Linked DNA regions of Homo sapiens: region 2 is linked to region 1. Evidence: read pairs that join two places in POLR2A ChIA-PET (ENCODE). Cell type or tissue: MCF 10A. All regions are shown on one strand. Each heading gives the region's core, and the rest is flanking DNA. Links, peaks and the distances in the headings are about the cores only.

Region 1 (5,380 bases), core at 87-5,086:
ATGTTTCAAACCAGGCTGGGTGCGGTGGCTCACGCCTGTAATCCCAGCACTTTGGGAGGCTAAGGCAGGTGGATCACGAAGTCAGAAGATCGAGACCATCCTGGCTAACTTGGTGAAACCTGTCTCTACTAAAAATACAAAAAAATTAGCTGGGTGTGGTGGCGTGTGCCTGTAGTCCCAGCTACTTGGGAGGCTGAGGTAGGAGAATGGCGTGAACCTGGGAGGCTGAGCTTGCAGTGAGCCGAGATCACACCACTGCACTCCAGCCCGGGTGACAGAGCGAGACTCCATCTCAAAAAAAAAAAAAAAAAAAAAAAAAAGAAAGAAAAAAAAAGAAAAATGTTTCAAACCTGAAAATTAAGGAAACATCCTTGGACTCCAGAGTGAGAGAAACCTGGGAGGTAAACCTGAAAACTTATTAGTGTGCAATTATAAATAGCAGCTGACAAAAAAGGAAAAGAAGCCACTCCCTTAAGTATTAGAAAATACATGCTTAAAACTTGGTTGAGTTTTTTCAACTCCCATTATGCCTTGTCTCATCCCCCTAAGAAACAGTATCAAGGGCAAGAATGATCAGGAACTATAAGTGGTTCAGCTAATCTGCAGTGGTCCTCGTGTGCTGATGCCTGGAACGCGATGCACAAGCCTTGGACAAAGGATGCTGCAAGACCCATGACACACCTGCCCCCTGGCTGGCTCATAGCATTTATGATGGGTGGAGCTGGCTAGTGGGGGAACATGTAGTACCCCCAGCCCAGGCACTGTGGTGCCCAGAGCAACACTGGGTTAACACCACTGGGATGGCTACCTGTCACGGCCTGTGTAAACATAACACGGTGCTGTACCTTTATCCCAGATAATCGGCAGAACGTAAAAGCAGCCCTGCAATGGGTCTCACGGGAGATTAAGACAGTCAAGGGTTTTACTGATGACCCCCTGCAGAGATGGCGGGCATCCCTAGGCTCTAGCCTACGCTGTGCCCTGGTAGACATAAGTAGCATAGCTGGGATCCTAGTGGTGATCTGTTGCTCTCTGTATTGTTGTTGTGAGTTATGGACTCAGGGCTCTGCCCTATGGCCGTGTGTCCCTGCCCAGAGGACACCCTCAGCCCAGGGGGTGGAGTATAAGGGAAATGGCTGTGTTTTAGTCAGGAGTAGACTGAGGCAGGCTTCCAGCACAGCATGACTCAGTAGGTTTGGTGCACAGGTGCACAACCCCACACATTATGTAACCATGCCACGTGAGGCACATTAGGTGATCACTCACATGAACTTTTGCTTGGCTCGGAGCCACTATTGTCTGTAAAAGGTATAACTACCCTGCTGATGCTGTACATATGTCTCGTGCCTGGGCTTTTGCCCAGAGAGAGAGAATAAAGCCATGTCCAAAACTCCCTAAGATTCCTTAAGTGTTCTTTCAGCTGCCCACCACTCATCCGCCCACTCCTCTCGGTCTTCAGCTTGGGCTGGAACCTGACACTTGGCGTGACAGGTGGCCCCAAAAAGAATCCAAATGAAACTTTTTGTGCTAACGCTTTATTTTCATCCCTTCATAACCTGCATAAGTCTTATGTGATAATCCATTTGTAAATACCAAATTAAGCGGGTAAAAGCTCATGGCAAAGCCCAGGGTCTTTACTGCTAAGATTTTGGAAAATATTAGGGTGCTGGTATACTCTTTTTTCCATTCAGTAAACAATTCTTAAAGACCCTTAAAGAAGGGCCACCTCTGTGATAGGCAACAAATTATAAGAGGGATGTGGTTTGAAGTGTTTCTCTTTCCTCCTTGCAAGTCAGGGAGCTGGAAGGGTCAGCCATGTCTCATCTAGACCATGTGTTTGTCATTATCAAAGCATGCTTATCTTAAGGTCTTTCAGAGAGAAGGATGGATTTCTAGCTGGTCTGTCACAAAAAGGTTTTCTGGCTGAGTGTGGTGGTTCACGCCTGTAATCTCAGCGCTTTGAGAGGCCAAGGCAGATGGATTGCTTGAGCTCGGGAGTTTGAGACTAGCCTTGGCAACATGGCAAAACTCCATCTCCACAAAAAATACAAAAAAATTAGCCAGGCATGGTGGCACATGCCTGTAGTCCCAGCTACTTGGGAGGCTGAGGCAGGAGGATTGCTTAAGCCCAGGAGCTAAAGGCTGCAGTGAGCCGTGATCACACTACTACACTAGAGCCTGGGCAACAAAGTAAGACTCTGTCTCAAAAAAAAAAGGTTTTCTAATTATACTAGGAGCCTCATTCCAAAGAGTAATATCATCCATGCCCTGCAGTTTTTCCTGACGTGTAACACCATTTCCTGCAATTGAAATCACAAGACATTATGCTGCCTTTGACCTGACAGGCCTGTTGAGACAAGGAAAACATAAACCTGATGGAACCTGACTCATCCCATGAACCTGGGCTCGTTAATACCTAAATTCAAAAACATTACAGCTGCCATTCAGTCTTTGTAAAATGGCTGCTGTTGATTTACTTTCTCTAGGCCTGAACTTTATTCCAGGACACTTTACAGGTTAAGAGAGAAGCCAAACACTTGCCAGTGATTACTCTTGAAGAAGCACTGGATGTGGAAGATGTGTTTTAATTTCCTCATATTCCCCCAAAGAGGCCAAGGCTGAGGTGTACCAAGGTCAGGGCTTAGGTGCATTCATTTAAAGTAGTTTCAGTTGTTTTGAATTTCCCCAGGAGAGAACAGTCATTTTTCAAATTTATTTTTTATTTTTTTAGGCAGAGTCTCACTCTTTCGTCCAGGCTGGAGTGCAGTAGTGCGAGCTCAGCACACTGCAACCTCTGCCTCCTGGGTTCAAGCGATTCGTGCCTCAGCCTTCCAAGTAGCTGGGACTATTGGTGCGCACCACCATGCCCAGCTGATTTTTGTATTTTTAGTAGACACAGGGTCTCACCATGTTGCCCAGGCTGGTCTTGAATTCCTGGCTGCAAGTGATTCGCCCGCCTCAGCCACCCAGAGTGCTGGGATTGCAGGTGCGCACCACTGCACTCGGCAGAGCAATCATCTTGAGAGAGGACAGGCAGATATTCTCGAGTGCCTTGGCTGAAATCCAGCCCAGGCCAGCGGCACCCAGAACATGATGCCATAGGCACAGGAAGCCTATGGCCAAGAGGCCCAGACTTGGTAGTGATTAACAAAATATAGAAATCTTTCCTGCCACCCCCAAGAAATCTATTCATGAATGTCAGTGTATTAAATATATGGCCAAGTGCAGTGGCTCATGCCTATAATCCCAGCACTTTGGGAAGCCCAGGCAGGAGGATCACTTGAGCCCAGGAGTTCGAGACCAGCCTGGGCAACATAGTGAGACCCCCCAATCTCTAAAAATATGTTAAAAAATAACCGAGCATGGTGGTGCATACCTGTGGTCCCAGCTACTCAGGAGACTGAAATGGGAGGGTTGCTTGAGCCTGGGAGATTGAGGCTGCACTCCAGCCTGGGTGACAGGCTCTCTCAAAAAAAAAAAAAAAAAAAAGAGAGAGAGAATAAAATATGAAGATTAGGTCAGGTGGGGTGGCTCATGCCTATAATCCCAGGACTTTAGGAGGCCAAGGTGGGCAGATCGTTTGAGCCCAGGAAGTCAAGGCTGCCATAAGCTGTGATCGTGCTACTGCAATCTAGCCTAGTTGACAAAGCAAGCCCCTATCTCAAAAAAAAAAAAAAAAAGAAAGAAAAGTATGAAGATCGTAACACTTACTCTCTGCTTTAAATACTGCCAACAGATGATCTGAAATTAATTCTTCCACTGAAGATTCCAGCTTCCTTTCTCCATCAATTATCCAAGGAGTTTGTGGTAGATTCCTGGAGTATTTATTATATCTCCCTGAGAAAGAAATAATCAGATAGCCTGGATGGAATGGAGTAATTAACATGGTAGGATAAAAAGAGAAGCAACAACTATAAGGGCCAATATCCTAAGTGCTACGATATAAAACAAGGCCTATCCTTTACCTAACTAACAATCCAATTTGGAGACCTGGGACATATACATGTAGATAATTAAATAAAAAGGTTTAAAGTAACAATAAAATAGATGGGTAAATATATGATATGAATGGTACATCAAATGAGTTTGAAAGGAATGCTCAATATATTTAATTTGATTGGCTGACTAAACAAGTTATATAATATTATGAATATACCAAGGATAAAAAAAAAAAAAAAAAAACGCAACCAAACTTGCTTTTACACCTGATGAGTAAAGCTACAGTAAGGCAGGTAGCTTTCATTGCCCTAGGATAGGATATTATAGTCAAGGCTGAAGAGCAATTTCACTTCAGCTATTACTATAAAACAGTTGTAACTTTCAAACAAAAATTTGTCTGCCAGATTACCTTTTAGGAAAGTCAATGAACAATTTCTTTCCAGTGGAAGCCAAGTGTTTAGTCATTTTGGAGATAATAAGTTATTTTTTCAAGTTTGCTTTTATGTTATAAAATAGCCTCTGTCCTGCTGTTTTTCTCCAAACCAGTTTTGGGTCTCTGCATCTACCCATATTTCTACTTGGCCATCTCTGATGAGAACTATTAAAACCTAGGAAGTGTCATTTCCCTTTGGCATGGCATTTAAAATAACTGATCTCCTAAGTGATCCTTTAGAATGCCCACAAAACCTAAAATAAGTTTGGCTATTGATTCTACTTCTCAAGAGAGTAAACTTATTAGAATCTAATAACAACAATAAGAATAAAATAGAACAGGAGTCAGCTGAGTTTTTAGAAAGGAGAGTACGTTCACAGTGTATGTATATTCTAGACTAAATATTTTACCAGCCACAAAAACAGCACCATGAGCACATTCAATTTCAAGAACAGCGCATACAGCCTTTGGTGAGTTTGGAGGACAAGGAAACTGCCTGCAAAACAAAATAAATTTTATAGCTATTTTCCAGACATAATATTGAATCACAAAACTTAGATGAATCAGCATTGTCTGAGACATACACAGAGCCCAAGTCTCTCTCTAACTTTTAGTTTCGCAACAATACAGGTCTTGCAGGCCTGTGGAGTAACAATTTTAACATATGAGAGTGGCACTAAGTAAATAAGGGCTCTGCTGCTACCTTTCACCTTCGGGAGGACTTATCTTCCGAGGCAAAAACTGCAATTACTTTTGCACCAACCTAATACTTTCCAATAGCCTCAAGATTTGAGGGAAAAATCCATACATAGGAAGTGGAAGCCCCTTCAGGCTCTTTAACCATTTTGCTGTCCATGGTCATGTGCAGTTTACTGCTGACTCTACCCCCCTTATCACATCATCGTTTGAAATGTATTGAAGGATCTTCTGGAAAGAAAACTTACAGTAATATTTTATTTAATAAAATGAATGTACCAAGAATTAAAATGTAAGGTTTATTGCATTTAT
Region 2 (5,380 bases), core at 304-5,303, 290 kb before region 1:
CTTCCTTTCCCAATTTTATTTTATTATTATTATTTTTTTTTTTTTTTGAGATGGAGTTTTGCTCTTGTCACCCAGGCTGGAGTGCAGTGATGCAATCTCGACTCACCACAACTTCCACCTTCTGGGTTCAAGCGATTCTCCTGCCTCAGCTTCCCAAGTGGCTAGGATTACAAGTGCCCACCACCACGCCCAGCTAATTTTTTTTTAGTAGAGATGGGGTTTTGCCATGTTGGCTAGGCTGGTCTCAAACTCCTGACCTCAGGTGATCCACCCACCTTGGCCTCCCAAAGTGCTGGGATTACAGGCATGAGCCACCATGCCCAGTCCCTTTCCCAATTTTATAGCTCTATAAAGCTGGATTTTCTTCATATACTTCAGCAAAACATCTCACAAGAGATTAAAAGCAGAAACAGATACGAGAATCTGGATGCCTTTTACAAAATGAGACATTAAAGATATTTGCAAACATATAAAACAATACCATTCTTCTCAATTTTATTTTTGAAAATAGTTACTTTTTGAAAAAAGTTATTTATATTAACATGTATTGTGGGGTTTTTTCGTTTGTTTGTTTGAGATGGAGTCTCGCTTTGTCACCCAGGATGGAGTGCAGTGGCTCGATCTTGGCTCACTGCAAGTTCCGCCTCCTAGGTTCATGCCATTTTCCTGCCTCAGCCTCCTGAGTAGCTGGGACTACAGGTGCCTGCCACCAGGCCCGGCTAATTTTTTGTATTTTTGGTAGAGACGGGGTTTCACCGCGTTAGCCAGGATGGTCTCTATCTCCTGACCTCGTGATCCGCCCATCTTGGCCTCCCAAAATGCTGGGATTACAGGCATGAGCCACCATGCCCGGCCACATCGTGTTTTTTTAAAAATTAATTAACATTTTTATGTATCCTTTATTGTGTCTAATATGATAAATAACAATGGAATAATTCACATAGATTAAAGCTTCTTTGAGTCTTCAATAATCTTTAAGAGTCCTGAGAACAAAAAGTTTGAGAACTCCTGATCTAGTTCAACATTTACCAAGAGTATTCTGGAAGTTAATGTTTTCTTTCCAAAAAAGGATTCTAAAGCCAAAATAAGTTTGAAAATTCCTTTGTTTAAAAAAATGTTATATATAGGCCAGGCAGGGTGGCTCACACCTGTAATCCCAGAACTTTGGGAGGCCAAGACGAGAGGATCACTTGAAGCCAAGAGTTCGAGACCAACCTGGTCAAGAGAGTGAGACCCCCAGGAGTTCGAGACTAGCAGCGCCAACGTGGCAAAACCATGTCTTTACTAAAAATGCAAAAAAATTAGCCAGGTGTGGTGGCGGGCACCTGTAATCCCAGCTACTCGGGAGGCTGAGGCAGGAGATTCGCTTGAATCTGGGAGGCAGAAGTTACAGTGAGCCAAGATCACGCCACTGCACTCCAGCCTGGGCAACAGAACAAGACTCCATTTCAAAAAAAAAAAAAGAAAAAAGATAGTGAGACCTCATATCATTAAAAAAATGAAGAAGAAGAAAAATGTTATATATATGTGTGTGTGTGTGTGTGTGTTCTATATACACACACACGCAACTGCACTTATTTGCTTCAAGACTCTGAGCCTATTATGTGCTAATGGACATTGTGATGCCCTACTGCGAGATGATGGCATGTAGATTTCCCCAAATGTACCTGACCTTTAGTTCTTCATTCATGGAATACCTATTAACATTTTAAAGACTAGTTTTTCAGCCAGGTGCAGTGGCTCACGCCTGTAATCCCAGCACTTTGGGAGGCCGAGGCAGGCAGATCACGAGGTCATGAGTTCGAGGCCAGCCTGGCCAACATAGTGAAACCCCGTCTCTACAAAAAATACAAAAATTACCCAGGTGTGATGGCACGTGCCTATAGTCCCAGCTATTCGGGAGGCTGAGGCAGGAGAATCGCTTGAACCCGGGAGGCGGAGGTTGCAGGGAGCTGAGATGGTGCCATTGCACTCCAGACTGGGTGACAGAGTGAGACTCCATCTCAAAAAAAAAAAAAAAAAAGACTAGCTTTTCTTGGACTGCATTTTGAGAAATGCTGATCTAGTACTACCTCCTCATTTTGCAGGGGAAACTGAGTCACAGAGAACTCTCAGAGAAATAGCGCCATAAATTATACTACTAATTGGTGGCTATACAGAGACTAGGAGTCAGGTGTTCAGACTGCCAGTCTAGCCGGACATGGTGGTCCCAGCTACTCGGGAGGCTGACGTCAGAGGATTACTTGAGCCTGGGAGGCAGAGGTTGCAGTAAGCCCAGATCAAGCCACTGCACTCCAGCCTGGGTAACAAAGTAAGATCCTATCAAAAAAAAAAAAAAAAAAGAAGGCAATAAGGGAAGGAAGGGAGGGAGGGAACAAAGAGACTATAGGCCGAGCATAGTGGCTCACCCCTGTAATCTCAGCACTTTGGGAGGCCAAGGCAGGCAGATTACCTGAGGTCAGGAGTTCGAGACCAGCCTGGCCAAAATGGCAAAACCCCATCTCTACTAAAAATATAAAAATTTGCCAGGCGTGGTGGGGCATGCCTGTAATCCCAGCTACTCAGGAGGCTGAGGCACAAGGATTGCTTGAACCTGGGAGGTGGAGGTTGGCGTGAGCCAAGATCACGCCACTGCACTCCAGCCTGGGCCACAGAGTGAGACTCTGTCTCAAAACAAAACAAAACAAAAACAGACTGCCAATCTAGCATTCTCTCATTCATTAGAACCTGGAAGCCTCCCCCATCCCCATCCTCACTGAAAGGGATTACAGCCCAAATTTCAGTTTATTTTCACCATCCAGGGCTTCTAATCTGTTACCTTTGAGAGATAATCCTATAAAATGCGGCAGAATGTAGATTCCAAAACCTGCAGAGATTACATTTTATGGGAGGGGAATTATCTCTGTGATCCAATTAACACAGCAAGCGACAGGGGAAAAACATAGGCTTTAGATTAGTGTTGGGGGGAGGAATCAGGACATTCTGCAAGTTAATTCATATTAACAGGTTCAAAAACCTCTGAAGTACATTTATAATTTCCTAAATCCTAATCATTAATCTGCATTGTGAACTGATAGCCTTTGGAAAGAATATTACAACTATGAATCATATGTTTCTTGTTTTGTTTTGTTTGAGACAGTTTCACTCTTGTTGCCCAGGCTGGAGTGCGGTGGCTCCATCTCGGCTCACTGCAATCTCCGCCTAACAGATTCAAGCGATTCTCCTGCCTCAGCCTGCCGAGTAGCTGGGATTACAGGCTCCCGCCACCATGCCCGGCTAATTTTTTTGTAATTTTAGTGGAGACGGAGTTTCATCTCGTTGGCCAGGCTGGTCTCAAACTCCTGACCTCAGGTGATCCACTTGCCTCAGCCTCCCGAAGTGTTGGGATTACAGGCGTGAGCCACCGTGCCCCGCCAAATCAAATGTTTTTAATGTTTGCAATTTTCTTTATGAATGTCCTAGTTTCCTTCGAAAGTTGAGTACATTTCTCCTCTCAAATGATGAGTTTATAATTCACATTTCCCTCTTCATCTTGGCTACCAGGAAGCTTTGAATCAGGTTAAACACACATCAAGATAATCAAATCAACATTTGGCAGGTGATTCCCAAATTCCTAGGTGTGGGAATTTATTTATGTCATATAGATTAGCTAAATAAACCTTCCCCTCTCAGTGGGTCACTTTTGTCATCTGTTGAGCCAAAATGAAATGGTCACTATCAAATTCCCTTTACAATCTTCCCAGGTCTCCAGGCAACTTCCTGTCCAAGTTCATGGTCGTAGCTGCTGAGAATCAAGGTGTCCATCAGACGGTTACTCTGCCTTCCCTTTCAGTATCTCCTATGCTAATATGATCAATAATTATGCAGAGGGCAATAATATTAAACTGCTTTTACCCCCTGAAGGAAATGCTTATGTGCTCAGGATTGCCTGCATTTTCTGAGTATATTCCAAAATCTCTGAAGATTTTATTCATGCAAGTTAAGTGTGACCTTCAACTAAACTCAAATCTATAATTTAAAGTGGCCTCTTTGACTCAAAATCCTCTCCATTTCAATGCCAAATGGATCATCAGCTGCTCTCCAAGTAATACTCGCTCCAGAGGAAGGTTCCAGCTACTGATCGACACACATTTTTGCATTTCTACTCACAGACTTAAGTTCTGCTCTCCAATATGTGACTGTAGCTTAATTGACGGAGGAATGCAAAAAGAGATTTGGAGGCGTCTGACTACTGTCGACTCACTGACTTCCCTCAGAGAATTCTTTCACTTGTCTTTTAAATTTTCCTTTCTTGTCAAAATTGCAGGTGCAGATAAATGCTGGAATCTTATTTCAATCAGAAAGTGCCAAGAACAAGAAAAGATGGAGAATTTTGATTGTCGTTGAGGACAGAGCCTCAAACAGCTGGAGGCCTTCCATTCTCTTTTAGCTTCCATCCATCTAAGAAAAAAAATGCACCAAGGATTTCACTCAATTTGTGCAGAAATATGAGGAAATTCACACTGAAATGAAGAACTGCATTCCCAAAATAGCGTTAACCTAGAACAGCACAGCACTGATGGGGGAATAAGAGACCTTGGATGTGGTGGGTCCAACCTTTGGTAAAAGGTCCAGGGGATGCCCCAGAAGGGATTCCTGTGTGACAGTTAGCTGATGATACATTGGCCTTTCCTTTCAGGGAAGCTTAGAGCCAGCTTAGGGATTCTCACCTCAGCCAGATTTTCTTTCTCCAGACAAATGTGTATTTCAGACAACTTCTAAGTAAATCTGGAAATGATTATGAAAAAGGAAAAATAAAATCCAACAAAAGCCTCTGACTTAGTTATCATTCAGAGTCTGTCCTCCAGGGTGGGTCTAACGATTTGTCCCAGGGTCCACCACAGAGCCTGCCCATGGACTTGCTGTGGTGGGTGTTTTAGGGATTTGAAAGGTTCTGTTTCCATGCTGTCTCCCAACTACTCTGGACCCAGGTCCTCAGCATCAGGGACTGTGTTTGATGGCTTATATATCTCCAGCCTCTGGCCCAACTGCTGGCATATAGTAGATGCTCAATAATGAACTGAAGGCTGGGCACAGTGGCTCACATCTGTAATCCCAGCACTTTGGGAGGCCGAGGCAGGAGGATGGCTTGAGCCCAGGAGCTTGAGACCAGCCTGGGCAACACAGGGAGACCCCATCCCCACACAAAAAAAATTTTTAATTAGCCATGCATGGGGGCCTGTGCCTGTAGTTCCAGCTACCTGGGTGGCTAAGGCAGGAGGATCAAGGCTGCCTCAAGCTGTGATCACACCACTGCACTCCAGCCTGGGTGACAGAGCAAGACCCTGTCTCAAAAAAAAAAAAAAAAAAAAAAAGAGTTGAAACGTAGCTCTTTGGTGAA

What was found. Peaks named below come from ENCODE experiments on the same cell type or tissue, not always from the same donor. Only the 100,000 strongest peaks of a DNase experiment are listed, where the experiment ranks them.
Region 2: POLR2A ChIA-PET joins it to region 1 with 5 read pairs; 3 of 35 experiments call an interaction of 5 or more read pairs at or near these places.

What each region holds. Positions count from the first base shown.
Region 1 is chr2:60,956,681-60,962,060 of GRCh38, forward strand. PUS10 (pseudouridine synthase 10) reads right to left here. Exons shown (of 18, transcript NM_144709.4): 10 at 4,783-4,868; 11 at 3,712-3,837. Among named protein-coding and RNA genes, the nearest start is that of PEX13, 58 kb to the right of the region's middle. In MCF 10A, for the core only: no CTCF peak of the experiment used is centred there; DNase peaks (open chromatin) are centred at 1,271, 2,341 and 4,991.
Region 2 is chr2:60,667,956-60,673,335 of GRCh38, forward strand. No RefSeq gene overlaps it. Among named protein-coding and RNA genes, the nearest start is that of PAPOLG, 86 kb to the right of the region's middle. In MCF 10A, for the core only: no CTCF peak of the experiment used is centred there; no DNase peak of the experiment used is centred there.